Regions from separate parts of the Homo sapiens genome. Here all the other regions are linked to region 3. Evidence: chromatin contacts called from ENCODE Hi-C or POLR2A ChIA-PET data. All regions are on one chromosome and are shown on one strand. Each heading gives the region's core, a stretch centred on a gene start or an enhancer-like site at or near the end of the contact. The rest is flanking DNA. Distances are from core to core; before and after follow the strand shown. Region 1 overlaps LINC00649 (long intergenic non-protein coding RNA 649). Region 2 holds the start of ITSN1 (intersectin 1). Region 3 holds the start of CBR3-AS1 (CBR3 antisense RNA 1). Region 4 holds the start of DONSON (DNA replication fork stabilization factor DONSON). Region 5 holds the start of GART (phosphoribosylglycinamide formyltransferase, phosphoribosylglycinamide synthetase, phosphoribosylaminoimidazole synthetase).

Region 1 (2,700 bases), core at 137-2,636, 2.2 Mb after region 3:
GGAGAGTGGGGAATTACAGTTCCCATCCCTGTTGGGTGGAACCAGATGACATCCTAAAGGCCCTTCCTACTGGGACTCGCTCCATCCTGGTAATACCTGCCATCGAATAAACACCATGGCCAGCCATAGAGACGCATGATCACACTCGGTCATCCCAACAACCCAGCCAGACTGTTCTTGTGAACACCCTTTCCAGAAATGGGGACAGTCTCGTGCCAAGATGCCAAAATGGGTGGGGGGAAGAGAAAGGGTTTGGGTCCAGGTCTGTCTAATTCGAAGGCTGCTTCTGGCACTTCCCCAGCTCACGAAGCCTGCTGCCTCTTGACAGGAAGTAAAAGGCACAGACAGATGGTGCTCTGGTGGAGCCCTGCCCAGAAAATGGCCACTTCCGGAGCAAAACTGCCACAGCAACAGGCCTTGTCAACAGCAGCCTCCAACCGTTAACCACAGGGCCATCTCACCTCTAGAAATCAGCTCCCTTTTATCCACACATCCCTACACACAAACAATAACTCCATCACCCAGGAGACCACAGAACAAAGGCAACGAGAGAGAGGGACAGAATGGGGCATAAATAAGATGCTGGATGGGCAGACAGGAAAAAAACACTTCAAGGCAGAGCACACCAGGATGTATTAGAAAGGAGTATTTGACACGCAGGCTTTTAGATGAAGCCTACCCTCCTTACGTGGGGAGTATACACAAATGAGTCTGTATTTTCAACTACGTCACATGCACCGCCTTGCAACCCAAAACAATATTTGTGCTTCAGGGGCTGCACTGCGCTGTTTTATACACAGAATCACCTGGCACAGCTCCTGTCCCTGAGATGCAAATTAATGTTCTCATGTAGTGGGGGGAAGGGGTCGAGAGGAGGCGAGGGGGAGGGGAGCAAATGTGCTCTGCAGGCCACACTCAGGCATTGACATCGCTGGGCATGATAGGCGCCGCCAGTGCTGTTGCTTAGCAACTCAATACCCTTCGAGAAAATCCAGCAGCCTCGCTGGCTTGCAGAAGCAGGCAGGGCTGGTTCAGCATGGCATTGGGCATGGAAAGATACTAACAGGTTTTTTTTTTCCAGTTATTAATAATCATTCTTCCTGATTTCCCATACAGATCGACATACCTGAGGGGACCCAGAGTCATCCACTACACTGGGGCTGGAAAAAGCCCAGGGTTTTTAAATTGCCTCCCAATCGGCTTCGGAGAGTAGTGGAATTTTACTGGCTGGTCCCATGACACTCCTTCCAGCCCCGGCCCTCACCACAACACAAAGGCAGAGCTCCACAGTGTGACTCACCAGCATACCTTCAGATCGTTGTTTGTCAGCCCATGTCATGAGTCATGGTTTCTTCAGCTTTCTTTTTTCTCAAAACTGAAACACTTGACATTTTACAATAGGGTTGGGGGGAGGCTTTTCATTTTTTTTTTTTAAGCCACTCTGTGGCTTTGTGTGCAAGTGTGGGGGCACGTGGGCAGAGGTGAGTAATGGATGCAAGAACAGGTAAACATGAGCAAGGTTCTCCACGCCATCAGCCACCTGGCAAGCCATCAGAGCTCAAGGAAGTTGTCATTTGTGTCGTGGAGGAATGGGAATACCCCTGGGCTATGTATCTTGGAAGAGACAAGGTGCTGGACAGCTTTCCACCCTCCATCTGTTGCATCCCAGCAGTGTAATGCTCCCTCTATTCCCACACACAAAGAGGTCGGCTTCATTTTGTGCCACGTGATAACAGCACCATGTAAGGCTTTAAGAAAAATCCTGCAGGAGTTACAAGAGACAAAGTACACTGCGACGTAAGATAAGAAAAAAAGAAGTGGAATTGCCACAGGGAAACTGTGCTGGGCCGAACAGTTGGTTGGTGGGTCCCTGGCTTTGGGTTCTGATTCTGACATAAATCGGGTGGGTGATGAGCTTCTTATTTGCATGGCTCATGCAAATATGCCATGATGTTATAAAGCACAACTTTCCTCCTCTCCATGAAGCCCTCAATCTCCAAATTTATTCACTTAGACAGCACAGTCTTTCCCCCAGAGTGTGAACCCCTCAAAGTCGGCACCATTTTATAAATCTCTTTATGGTATCAACCCAGCACATATCCAATACATACTAGATGCTCACTCATGCTGCCTGTGTGTATGGAGACATGGAGAAACAAAAATTAACTAAATCCAATTCACGTTTTGGAATCCTTATTTATTCCCATGCATTACAGGATAGATTCAATATGCCCTGTCAAGTCCCAGGAAAGTAATGAAGACCTAGGAAAGGATACAACAGAAAACGTTCTGAATGTTACACAATTTGAAATGCCATGATGTCATAAAGCATTCTTAGAAAAGGTAATAGTTGGCCGGAGGTGGTGGCTCACTCCTATAATCCCAGCACTTTGGGAGGCCGAGGCGGGCAAATCACCTGAGGTCAGGAATTCGAGACCAGCCTGACCAACAGGGTGAAACTCCGTCTCTACTACAGATACAAAAATTCGCCAGGCATCACCTGTAATCCCAGCTACTCGGGAGGCTGAGGCAGGAGAATTGTTTGAACCCAGCAGGGGGAGGTTGCAGTGAGCTGAGATGGCGCCACTGCACTCCAGCCTGGGTGACAGAGTGAAACTCTGTCTCAAAAAAGAAGAAAGAAAGAGAGAGAGAGAGAGAGAGAGAGAAAGGAAGGAAGGAAGGAAGGAAGGAAAGAAAGAA
Region 2 (2,700 bases), core at 168-2,667, 2.5 Mb after region 3:
GGGATTAGCAAAACTGCCTCCCCGCTGACAGAACTGAGAATTTCTAGAGGCATTTGTTTGTATGGGATTTGCTGTTATTATCTACCCTCTTCATTGGCCTTGCCTTTATTATCTGTACGTTTTGATCAAGAGGAGCAGCAAGAGAAGAATGCCAACAGACAAGCACAAAGAAACGCATCTGGCCGGAGCCTGCATGTATCTAAATTTCCAGGTTGCTGCTGCCCTCAGAATAGCACTGATGATGGCAAAGTTCTAGAGGAAACTTTCATATTGAAGAGGCTATAAAAATCTCTATAGCCTCCAACTCCACAGAGAAGCCGCTAATCTATTTCTTCCAAAGCAAAGCCTTCTTGAGTCTGAATCACAACAAAAGATTGCCCATAGGAAATGTAATCTCCGAAGTTGTTTTCTAATCCCAAGGCAAGCAGAAGCGCAGGAAGGTGCGGCCGATTCCTCGCCGGTTTCCTTTTTTTGGGAATTCGGATTGCATTCGTGCAAGCAAGGGACTGCAATTGTGTCTTGGGTCCACACCACAAAACCGTGTCGGTGCGTAAGAAGGGAAGGGACGCGGCGGACCCGGGGACGCGCTCACAGGGCGCGGAAGACGCTCCCCTTTAAATGCCTTCAGGGGCGGCCCCGCGGCGCGCCCTGGGGCCGAACGGCATTGCCTGCCCTTCACTGACCCAGGATTCTGCAGGCTTGCGAGCGAGGGGCCGAGGAAGGAGCCGGGGCTCCAGGCAGAGGCGGCGCCGCTCCCGCCAACGCGGGTCCCCGGGAGGCCGGCGGGAGGCGAGGCCGGGCCGCCCCTCGCCGGCGGCCGAGGGCAGCGAGGTCAGCCCGGGAAGGAGCGGCCGCCCGGGGTCCCCGCGAGAGGAGGGAGCCCGCTCGGCGGCGGGGCCGCGGCGCCCATTCATCCCCACGCCCGTCCCGCGGCCGCCACCCCACGGCCCACCGCGGCCCCCGGCCTCCCAGTGCGGGTCCGCCCGCCACTCCGCCGCCACCCCCGAGGACGGGAAGGACAAGGCAGAGGGGCAGCCGCTGCCGTCTCTCGGGCGCGCGGCGAGGGGCTAAGGGCGGCCGGGGAGACAAGCGCCGGGCGCGGGACGGATGCCCCGGGCAGCCATCGCGCAGACCCCCGCGCCGACCCCCGCCCCCGCTGCAGCCGCCCGTGGTCCAGGCCGCCGCCTTGCAGCCCTCTCCTCACCTCATCTCCGGGCGGGTCCGCGCTGCCGCCCCAGGGACAAATCAGTGCCGCTCACGCGCCGCTGGGAGGGACGCAGGAGCCGCAGCCCCGCACACCATCCCCGCCCGCCTCTCTGTCCGTCCCGGAGCCCGCTCGGGATTCTTCCTCGCGAGCCGCCGTACTACGGAGCAACCAAGCTACGCTCCCTCCCCTGGCGCCTCCACTCTTCTCTACCTCCTTCGCTCCCTCCCTCGCTCCCTCGCTCCCGCCTATCTCCTCATCTCCCTCCGCTGCCTCCCCCGCCCCCCATCCACCATCCATCTCCGCCCATAAGTGGGTGGGGAAACCGCCAGCCAATTGGAAGAAGGGGCCCGCACCTTCTCACCACCCCCTACCACTGGCCCCGCCCACCGTGCGAACCCAAAGAGGGTGAGCCAAAGAAATGTAAGACAACAGAGTGACAAGCCGAATGAGCCAATCAGCAGGGGCTGTGTGGGGGCAGGATTAGCACTCTCCCCCTCCTCCCCATGTAGGCGTAACAGGAGATTTATGGTCTGAGGTTGCCTATCGTGGTTTATGGAGATTTTGTTGCACGATTTCGGTGCATCTGCTCGTTGCCGTGAGAGACACTAGATAGGATGCACTTAATTGACTTAATTATTGGAGGTTTTCAAGGAGAGAATAATGTGGAAAGGAAAAAGGCGAAGCACAACCCAAAGGGGTTGGCCGGGCCTATGGTTGGAATGAGGAAGGGTGTGGTCTTCGGCTAAAATTTGCATAAAACGGAACCCATCCGGGCGATTCCAACTTCGCCCATTTATTGGTAGTCCTTGGGGCGGGGCCTCGCCTCTTTCTCCGCCCCCGAGCGGAACATGACGGGAGATGTAGTTCCGAGACCGGTTGCCATGGCGTTCTGGACAGCCTCGCGAGTCCGACCCCGCCCTTCAGGAGTGACGAGCGGCCTGACCAATGGGAGCAGGGGGCGGGCTCTCTGACGAAGGACTGGAAGGTGGCGGTGGTGAAGGTGCAGGCCGTTGGGGCGGCTCAGAGGCAGGTGAGCCCCGGGAAACGCGTCCTGTGTCTTGGGAAACGGGCCTTTAAGCGAAAGGTGGAGAGATGCCCCACAGAACCGTGCAGCCCTGGGGAGGATGGTGGTTCGCGTCGAACCCTAACCTGGGACTTGTTCGGGCCCAGGCCTAGCTTAGCTGAGGCCGCTGAGGGGTGGGTAAGACTAGATTTGAGGGACAGTTTCCTGGACCTTGACGGGTTTTGATTGTAGGTCTTATCTCAGTTTGCATCTCCCTCTACTTTTATGGAGGCAGAGGTCTGGGAGTGCCCTTCCACTTAATCTCCCAGGTTGGGTTTTTCTCCTCTGCTTCTTGTTCCTAGAATTTGAGTGTCTTTTTCTTTCTCTGTTACTTCTTCTCAGCCACTTCTTTCTTCCTCATCACTTTGCTGTTTTCGGAAAGCAGTTAGTAGTTATTCGCTGTATGTGGCTTTTGAGCCAGATCGGCCCT
Region 3 (2,700 bases), core at 134-2,633:
TTTCAAAGTGGCAATTAAATTGTACTGGAAAAAATTTAAGCCACCTAATGGCAGCAGACTTGTGGGGCCGGGGGGACGGTCTTCCCTCGCCTTACCAAAAAAATCCTAGCAAAGTCTTCCCAATTGTGGGGCTGCAGTCGCGAGTGTAAGGCAACACTGCGGGTAACAGTCCCCGCGAGCAGCCGGGAACCCTGCAGGGCGCAGGGGCCAGGCTGGCAGAGCGCGCACTGCGGCCCGGATCCCTTCTCCTGGGGACTGGCTGGAAGACTGGGGTCTTCCCCAACGAGGAAAGCCCTTAGTTCTCACAGGTCTGCGTCCCCAGCCTCCTCCCCAGCCAGGGCACCAGCAAACAAAGGCTGAGCGTCTCTTCGTGGGCCGGCCCCGGGAGGGCGCGCGGGCCGCGACCCACCCCTGGACCTGCACCTGCCGCCCCGCTCGGCGAGGGCGTGGCCGGCATCATATCCTCCGCGCCAGGGTCGGGTAACCCTAGGGGACCCCACCCAGTCTCCCCGCTGCCCTCCCGGTCTCCGGCCCCGAGCTCTCCGCCCCCGCACTGCAGCAGAGCGCGCCGCAGGCCCGGGCCGCGCGCCGGTAAGCCACCTGCACCCCGGGCCGCCCCACGGCGCCGCCCAAGCCCTCTGGACCCGGAGAAGGACCCGCGGGCCGGCGGGGAGGAGATGCCCGGCTCCTCCGGCTTCGCCCAGCGGCTGAGGACTGGACGCCGGACAGGGCGCAGGCACGACTTACCGCGGCAGTGGCCCTGTTGGCGGGCGCGCTCACGTGCGGCGCGGAGGAGCCCTCCGGGCTGGGGGAGAGAGACTGGGCAGGGCTGCGGCGCGGCCGGGAGCCAGAACCGCCGAGGAAGAGCCGGAGAACCAGCGGCAGCGGCTCTTCCCCACCGCGCGGGTCGGGGCGGAGCCTGGAAGCCGGGCCTCGGCGCTTGGGGCGGGGCTGGAAGGCGGGGCTGGACGCCTGGAGGCGGGCTCAGGGGCGGGACCTGGAGGTGGGCCATAGGCGCGCGGGGGCGGGGTTTCCGCGGGCGGGGCGGAACTAGAAGACGGGGCCTGACCGAAGGAGGCGGGATCAAGGGCGGGGCCTGGAAGTGGGCTGTCCCTACAGGGGCGGGGCCTCGGCTGGCCGGGCTAGGCTGGAAGGCGGGGCCTGACTCATGAAGGTGGGATCAAGGGCGGTGCCTGGAGGCGGGCCATAACAACAGGGGCGGGGCCTCGACGGGCTGGGCTGGACTGAAAGGCCAGGCTTGACTCACGGAGTCGGGGTCAGGGGCGGGGCCTGGAGGTGGGCCTTAGACGCGGGGGCGGGGCTTCGGCTTGGGAGCAGGGCTTGGGGAGGGCCCCGGCGTACTGGGGCGGTTCAGTCGCCTCAGCCGCGGTGTGAGGGAGCGGGAGTCTTCCTTAGCTTCTCCGCCATGGGTGTCGCTTCGTAGCCGGGCTGCTCCGGGAAAGGCCTCGTACAGGTGAGCGGGGCGGCGTTCGCGCCTCACCTGGGGACCCCCGACACAACCGAGTGGAAGGGGACATTGGTCAGTGCCCGCCCAAGGTCGTCCGCGCGTGTGTCGGCCCTCGGAGGTGCTTTGGAGTCACTCACAGAAACGGAGAAGCGGGGGCTCCTCGAAGGGTGCGCGGCACCTGGTTCACCCCATCTTTTCCCTCTGGACCACGTCCAAGCCCTCCACACACGTTTGGGGCGCAGGGGGCGCGGCGGGCTTGGGACCCCTGCTAAGTTGCCCCAGCCCGCACGGGCCTCAGGTTTCCGACCCTGGGCGACAGGAGAGGTGAGATCATTTCTACCTGGACAGAGCTTATCACGTGGACTGTGGCTCAGGAAGGAGACCTTGACGTCAACCTTAGAAAGCATTCATATCTCCAGACAATCACCAGCCCCTGCCTGCCATCCTCTCGAGCGCTGGGACCTAGACGGTCCAGTCCGACCGCTTCAGGGTAGGACGCACCTGGAGGGTGCGCGGTAGGCAGTGCTCACCTGAGCACAGGCCCTGTCCCCACCCAGCTGTGGCTCCAGCCAACCCGAAGTGGGCCACTTGTGGATGAAGGCTGTCATTTCTGCAGTGGCCTCGCTCCTTTTAACTCCCGAGCGTCCTTTAGAAATGTTCAGACCAGGTCTGGAGTTCGTGAAGGCGAGGCAGTGGTCAATGAGCTTGGGAGGTGGGGGAGGTCATGAGCACCTGGAAGTTGTTTAGAACACTTTGTGTATATGCATGTTTCTAGGGGAGGGGTATATTATCAGCTTCCAAAGTGGATCTATCACTTCCCTGGAAACACTAAGAATATTTTAATAGCTTGGGATGCTGGACCTGTGGCCCAGCCAGGCTGCTGATTCTGATTTTGTCTCCATTTGGCATATACCAAGTGCCCCAGATGTAAATCCTCTCATGGTCAATTTGAGGAATGGTCTTAAGATAGAAGCAGAGAGAAACGAAAAGATTGAGCCATAGTTAGCAGGAAAAAAAATTAATTTCATGAAAATTGATTTCCTAATGAGAATATGATAAACTGGTTTTACAAAAGCAGCAAACAAAACCAGCAAAAACCAAAAAACAACAAAAAAAAAACAAGAAGATGGCAAGCAGGTGAGTTTTTTTTTTTTTTAGGTTCTTCAAATCCTAGTCACACTCAACACTGCACTGAACAGAGATGAAAGAACTGCTTTACACTTAACATTGAA
Region 4 (2,700 bases), core at 38-2,537, 2.6 Mb after region 3:
CTACTTATCTTTAACTAGACCTGACATTTCTAATTTCATTCCTTCTCAGACCTCAGTTGGATGAACCCATTCCACTGTATGAGGCAAAAGTTTCCATGGAAGCTGTTCAGAAAAATCAAGGAAGAAAAAAGCAAGTTGTTCAATTTTAATTTTCTTCTTTCTCAGACCTCAGTCGGATGAACATATTCCAGTATTTGAAGCCAGAATTTTCTTTGGAAATTGTTGAGAAAAACCAAGGAAGATAAAACAAGTTGCATTTTTAAGCACGTTTCTCTGCTAAGACAAGATGCTCAGTTGACACATTTGAAAAGTGTTTGAAAAATTCTTGTGCAAATGATCAAGATAATTCTATAATTAACATCTTAAGGGAATTTTTCTAAAAACCTTTTCATTGTTTCTATATATTTTGCCCCTGCTATAAAATTCCTTCCATGAAGAAAACTGCTGCTTTCAGCAAAAGTCACACTACTCTTGATAAAAGCTGTTGCAGGCCTTTGCTAAGCTATCAAAGTAACGTATTAATTTTGTATCAACTCCGTTCTCAACACCTTCCTTAAGTCTTTGCTGTCATAATTTAAGCATTTGAGTATATTTTGAAGTCTTAAAAGACTTAGCCCATAGGCACTTAAATTTTGTGTTTTCAACTATTCATTCACTCCGGCTTTCCCCAGGATCAAAGAAGATCCCATTAACTTGCCAGTGGCAGCTGCCTGGAAGTCTGAGATGACCAGGCACTGGGAACGGGGAAGGGAGGGATGTCGGTAGGCTGCGCTGGCATAGGAAGCGTGCTGACGTCTTATCTGAGTTCTCTGGGGGTTGAGGAAGGTGGCCTAGTCCCCTCTCCTCGCCTCTTGAGAGCAGTAGCCACTGCCCTCTCTTAAGTTTATGGAAGCAGCAGCCCATCGCCGCAGCTCAAGTTTGTTTCCTTTTCATCCAGGCGCCAAACCCCGGGCTGATCACATCCCTGCTGCGGGCTTAAATAGAGTTAAGCTATTTCGGTGCCCCACAGGGTAGTGCACATCAGCGCCCTGGATCGCATACTTTCCAGAAGCGTCGCTGAACCTGGCGACTGGACTCTGGCCGAGGACCTGGCAGAAGCGCCAGGGCAGGGTCACCGCTGGGACAGTGGGCGTTGACGGCCACCCGGGATCGCCGCTGCGGGCTGCGTCTCGCGGGCTGCCCACTGCGCATGCTCCGCTCGGAACCGGCGGGGGCGGAGGCGGGGCCGCGTCGGGGGCGGGAGCTCGGCGAGGCGCCACGTCAGGGGCGGGCCCGGCGCGCGCGGGAAGTCTCTGTAGGGCGGCCGGCTACCCTCAGCCGCCGCGCGTCATGGCCCTTTCGGTGCCCGGCTACTCACCGGGCTTCCGAAAGCCGCCCGAGGTAGTGCGGCTCCGACGGAAAAGGGCCCGGAGCCGTGGAGCTGCCGCCTCCCCGCCCCGTGAGCTGACGGAGCCGGCGGCCCGCCGAGCCGCCCTGGTGGCGGGGCTGCCTCTTCGCCCTTTCCCTGCTGCGGGGGGCAGAGGCGGTGGCAGCGGCGGCGGCCCGGCCGCTGCTCGGAGGAACCCCTTCGCCCGCCTGGACAACCGACCGCGGGTCGCCGCGGAGCCCCCCGACGGGCCGGCCCGCGAGCAGCCGGAGGCCCCGGTCCCGGTGAGTGTCTTGTAGCCTGGCCGCCAAGGGGCTCTTGTCTTTCGTGGGTTGAGCCAGCTGTGAATGGGGGATGGAAAGTCCTCGCGTTCGAGGCAAGGAAATGGGCGCGAAGACTTCGGCCGCCCGTGGCCTTAGGGTACCCCGCCCTGGGAGCCGCGATTCTGGCAAGGCCGGGTTTGTGGGAAGAGCGCTCCCCTGGCTACCCCGCTGCGGGCTGTGCTCACGGGACGCGTTCCCGAGGAAAGTGAGGGGGCCCCAGAGGGCAGCGAGGAGCCCCTTGGAGAGGACTTAGAGGTGACTTGGAAAAGAGCTCGAAAAACCCTGAGAGCCCCCATCTTGCAAGGACGCTGTTCGATGGGGCAGGTGACAAGCCCTGCTTCCCCCGTGATTTAGGGCCTCCCTTCTCTCACGCACTCCAAATTATTCTGGAGATGGGGGAATGTCGAGGATTCGTGGGGTCAGAATTCACTAGCATCTGTCTTACCCAAAGCCTTTTGGATCTTTCGGTTTGAAACGCCGGTCCCTGTTCCCCTCAATTTTGATACTAAAGTTCAGACACAAAACTGAAGTGTTGAAACTCATAGATTGGATGGGGTGCCTCTGAATTTAGGTGTACTTGCGTTTATTGAGAAACATGTATGCCAGGTGAGGCTCTGTACATATTTAACGCAAACTTCAGCATCCTTTAAATTTTAAAGGAGAATATATTTAACCTCAGTTTTTAGATTCTAATCAAGAAAATGATTTGCTATGGGAAGAGAAGTTTCCTGAAAGAACAACTGTTACTGAATTACCTCAGGTAATACTTTTTAAATATCATTAGAATGTGTATTTGTATAAACTTTTTTTTCATAGGATTTGAGCCTATTTTTAAAAATACATTTATACTTCTCAGAAGCATTTTGCTTGGAAAGTAGTTTTACAGAGAGGCTTGATCATCTCAACCAGGGATGAAAATACCGCATCAGCCAAGGTAAAGGAGTTGGTTTGATACAGTAATGATGACTGTAAAGATAGCCAGCGCTAAAATAGGCCTGATAGACGTGGGGG
Region 5 (2,700 bases), core at 28-2,527, 2.6 Mb after region 3:
GGAGTCTTGGGTTACCTCGGAAAAGGCGAAGTTCCTCGAGGGAAAAGGAAGGGAGCGGCTGGGGGGGCGGTTGGGGGGGGCCCGGAAAATGGATCCCAGGCCCAGGCGGGGCCCTAGCGGGGCCTGAGCCGGGGAACGACTGCGTCTCCGAAGAAAGGTGCCAAAGAAGGCTAGGTGAGGGCCTAACGGTCCGTTGGGAGCAGAAGAATCTGGGAGGCGTTTACCTGGAAAGCTCCTGTTGAATTTCCCGGAATTTACTGACCACGAAAGACCTAAAAATCTGCTCGATGTTGGTCGCCATGGCGTCCGCTCCGTTCTCTCAACTCCTCCTCGCTAGTCCTCCAGGCTCCCAGCATGCCTCGGGAGGAGGCGCACGGGCCAATTCGGTCTCTCGCCTTCCTGATTGGCTCCAAAGGGAATGCCCGGTCCGGCCCGCTCCACCGAGGGACCAATCAGTGAGCACGGCCCTGCTCTCCTCTGCTGTTTCTGAGCGGCTGGGGTAGAGGTGCTGACGTTTGCGCCGCGCACGACTATGTCCGCCATGTTAGTGTCTGACGCAGGCGCCATTACAGGAGCCGTCTCTCTTGAGGCGACCGTGTCCGCATAAGTTGTCAGTCCCCAGCAGTGTTTGGGAGCCTTAACAGGCTTGCTAAGTGCCTGAGATTAAAGGCGAAGAGGAAGAAGAGCAAGAAGGGCAACCCGGTGTTTAACACACGGCTTTCAGGCGCTCTCAGGTGGCGCCAAGTTCAGTTTCGACAGGGATATGCATCCGGGAGAGAATTTTTCAGCCCCCGCCCCCACTGGCATGTGAGAGGAGGAACTCGCTGTTGCCCTGTGTCTTCCCCAGTGCGTTCTATAACCAGCCTCATTTTTTTTTTTAGCAATAGGCCGGATGTCCTAAGCGACCGGCATTCAAAGCCCGGTGCATTTTAGTCTCATCAGGAGTCAGGCGTGTCACGAGATTTTTCCGCGGTAGCTGCTCAGCTCTGACTCGTGAGCGGCGCACAATTGGCTAAGAATGGGTTTAGCATTTTGGCGCTCCCCCCCGGCGCTCCTGGAAACACTGCGTGGCACCCCGTACCACTGTCACATTATAAACGTGCTAAGGCTTGGGTGTCTCGGCTGGGGAGCAGTCAGGCAGCGCCCAGGGCGGGAGGGAATCAGACTAGATTCTCGCCGCGGAGACCCAGGGCCGCGCGGACCAATGGGGCAGGGAAGCCGTCGTAGGGCGGGGCAGTGAGGGGCGGTGCCGCGCTGGTCCCGCGCCGGTCCCGGTGGGCCGACTTCCGGCGAGCGGGCAAGCGGGAACCAGGTGGCCACCCGGTGTCGGTGCGTAAACCCCCTCCGCTTTTACACGGAGCGCGCTTAGGCTTTGGTTTGGGGATTTAAGATCGCGAACTGAGTGAAACCATAGAAACTGATTTGTAGAAATTTTCCTGTTGTTTGTAAATGCGGTGGGTGGGGGTTGGCCATGTGCTTTTCACTTGCTACTGTTAGCTGGTTTCTATTTGCTCTTTTACTTTTCCTGTTTTCTAAGATGTCAAGGCCTTTTTGTGTCTTTATACATTTTTAGGACATAACCCTAAATTGGTGTACTTTCTCTTTATGCACCCGTTGTCTCTGGCAGATTACTTGGTTAATTTTGTAGTTGGTTTCTACTTTATTCTCCATATCCTCTGATACGGCTTTATTTGCCTGTCTTATTCTGCTTATGTTACCCATTCTGAGGAATGAGGCCCAAGGTTAGTGAAGTCCCCCAAGGTCTTCCTGCTAGTATGGGGCAGCGTCTCTACCCAGGCCAAGGCGCTGTGTGAGACTCAGGAGCCCAGGCGTCCTCACCACTGGGTAGTAAGGCTATTTTCAGTGATCCACTAGAGTAAACAGAATTTTCCCACACTACTGCTATATTCAAACTAAAGATGTAACATTTGCTCTAGATTTAAAGATCTGTTTATTTCTGGCCGGATGTGATGTAATCCCAGCACTTGGGAGGCCAAGGTGGGTTGACCATTGGAGGTCAGGAGTTCGAGACCAGCCTGGCCAACGTAGTGAAACCCCGTCGCTACTAAAAATACAAAAATTCGCCTGGCGTGGCGGCGCACGCCCGTAATCCCAGCTACTTGGGAGGCTGTGAGGCAAGAGAATCGCTTGAACCCGGGAGGCGGAGGTTGTAGTGAGCTGAGATCACACCACTGCCCTCCAGCCTGGGCGACAGAGAGAGACTGTCTAAACAAATAAATAAATAAATAAAATAAAAAATCTGTTTATTTCAGATACACATGGCAAGTAAAATGTGTTTTCCCGTTACACTAAAGTAGCTGTTCCTTCCGAGACTGTAATTTAACAGGGTTTTTTTTTTTCCTTTCTCAAATTTTCAATGATCATCGTTTCACTTGTTGAGAGAATCTGAAGCAAAATTGCTTCTGTTAGGCTCCACCCCCTCTTACCTGTGTGACCTCCAGCAAGTTATTTACCTATCTGGGCCTCCTTGTCTTATCTGCAAATTGGTGATAGTAATAGTATCTCCCTCATAGGATTCTTTCATGACAAGCATTTTAAATAGTACCCTGCCCAAGGTTAAGTGCTCAAAAAAATGTTAGTTTTGTATATTGTCAGCTTACATTTTTCTTAAAATATGTAATCCCAACATCATCAAAATAAGTTTTCAATTTTCTTTTTCCTGTTACCAGTTTGTCTTGT

What was found. A loop is a pair of places that touch in the nucleus more often than their neighbours do. ChIA-PET counts read pairs that join two places held with the same protein, here RNA polymerase II (POLR2A). Pooled maps may share reads with other maps.
Region 1: a pooled map shows a loop between it and region 3 (5-fold over the local background). The contact joins the enhancer-like site here to the promoter of CBR3-AS1 in region 3. A Hi-C loop is called at or near these places in 5 of 50 pooled maps. POLR2A ChIA-PET finds 5 or more read pairs at or near these places in 2 of 52 experiments (B cell and activated CD4-positive, alpha-beta T cell).
Region 2: a loop to region 3 is called in a map of ascending aorta, with 21 times the contacts of the local background. The contact joins the promoter of ITSN1 here to the promoter of CBR3-AS1 in region 3. A Hi-C loop is called at or near these places in 5 of 168 maps with a recorded cell type or tissue (CD4-positive, alpha-beta memory T cell, CD8-positive, alpha-beta T cell, ascending aorta and 2 more), 10 of 37 single-sample maps with no recorded cell type and 17 of 50 pooled maps.
Region 4: a loop to region 3 is called in a map of naive thymus-derived CD4-positive, alpha-beta T cell, with 8 times the contacts of the local background. The contact joins the promoter of DONSON here to the promoter of CBR3-AS1 in region 3. A Hi-C loop is called at or near these places in 1 of 168 maps with a recorded cell type or tissue (naive thymus-derived CD4-positive, alpha-beta T cell), 1 of 37 single-sample maps with no recorded cell type and 6 of 50 pooled maps.
Region 5: a map of B cell shows a loop between it and region 3 (27-fold over the local background). The contact joins the promoter of GART here to the promoter of CBR3-AS1 in region 3. A Hi-C loop is called at or near these places in 4 of 168 maps with a recorded cell type or tissue (B cell, CD14-positive monocyte and naive thymus-derived CD4-positive, alpha-beta T cell) and 12 of 50 pooled maps.

The regions. Positions count from the first base shown.
Region 1 is chr21:33,946,542-33,949,241 of GRCh38, reverse strand. The region is part of intron 2 of LINC00649 (long intergenic non-protein coding RNA 649); the gene reads right to left. Among named protein-coding and RNA genes, the nearest start is that of LINC00649, 17 kb to the right of the region's middle. RefSeq lists enhancers at 452-511, 1,042-1,521, 696-1,895 and a silencer at 1,363-1,657. Within about 2 kb of position 1,386, at least 39 of the 41 ENCODE cell types and tissues checked have a DNase peak (open chromatin) inside an H3K27ac peak, as active enhancers do; they include B cell, where a contact is called at or near this core.
Region 2 is chr21:33,641,218-33,643,917 of GRCh38, reverse strand. ITSN1 (intersectin 1) reads right to left here and starts at 1,417. Exons shown (of 40, transcript NM_003024.3): 1 at 1,205-1,417. It overlaps CRYZL1 (crystallin zeta like 1), which reads left to right and starts at 2,177. Exons shown (of 13, transcript NM_145858.3): 1 at 2,177-2,237. RefSeq lists silencers at 659-788, 1,109-1,208, 1,219-1,558 and an enhancer at 2,029-2,438.
Region 3 is chr21:36,154,991-36,157,690 of GRCh38, reverse strand. It overlaps CBR3-AS1 (CBR3 antisense RNA 1), which reads left to right and starts at 1,383. Exons shown (of 3, transcript NR_038893.1): 1 at 1,383-1,474. It overlaps DOP1B (DOP1 leucine zipper like protein B), which reads right to left and starts at 867. Exons shown (of 37, transcript NM_001320714.2): 1 at 748-867. RefSeq lists silencers at 373-672, 703-1,252 and enhancers at 1,433-1,492, 1,573-1,622, 1,007-1,673, 1,674-2,341.
Region 4 is chr21:33,587,271-33,589,970 of GRCh38, reverse strand. It overlaps DONSON (DNA replication fork stabilization factor DONSON), which reads left to right and starts at 1,287. Exons shown (of 10, transcript NM_017613.4): 1 at 1,287-1,650; 2 at 2,369-2,449. The coding sequence starts at 1,330. CRYZL1 (crystallin zeta like 1) reads left to right here. Exons shown (of 13, transcript NM_145858.3): 13 at 50-630. The coding sequence ends at 149. RefSeq lists an enhancer at 1,099-1,598 and a silencer at 1,057-1,746.
Region 5 is chr21:33,540,694-33,543,393 of GRCh38, reverse strand. GART (phosphoribosylglycinamide formyltransferase, phosphoribosylglycinamide synthetase, phosphoribosylaminoimidazole synthetase) reads left to right here and starts at 1,277. Exons shown (of 22, transcript NM_000819.5): 1 at 1,277-1,329. It overlaps SON (SON DNA and RNA binding protein), which reads right to left and starts at 356. Exons shown (of 12, transcript NM_138927.4): 1 at 225-356. The coding sequence starts at 301. RefSeq lists silencers at 1-71, 1,112-1,401 and enhancers at 252-311, 216-947, 512-961.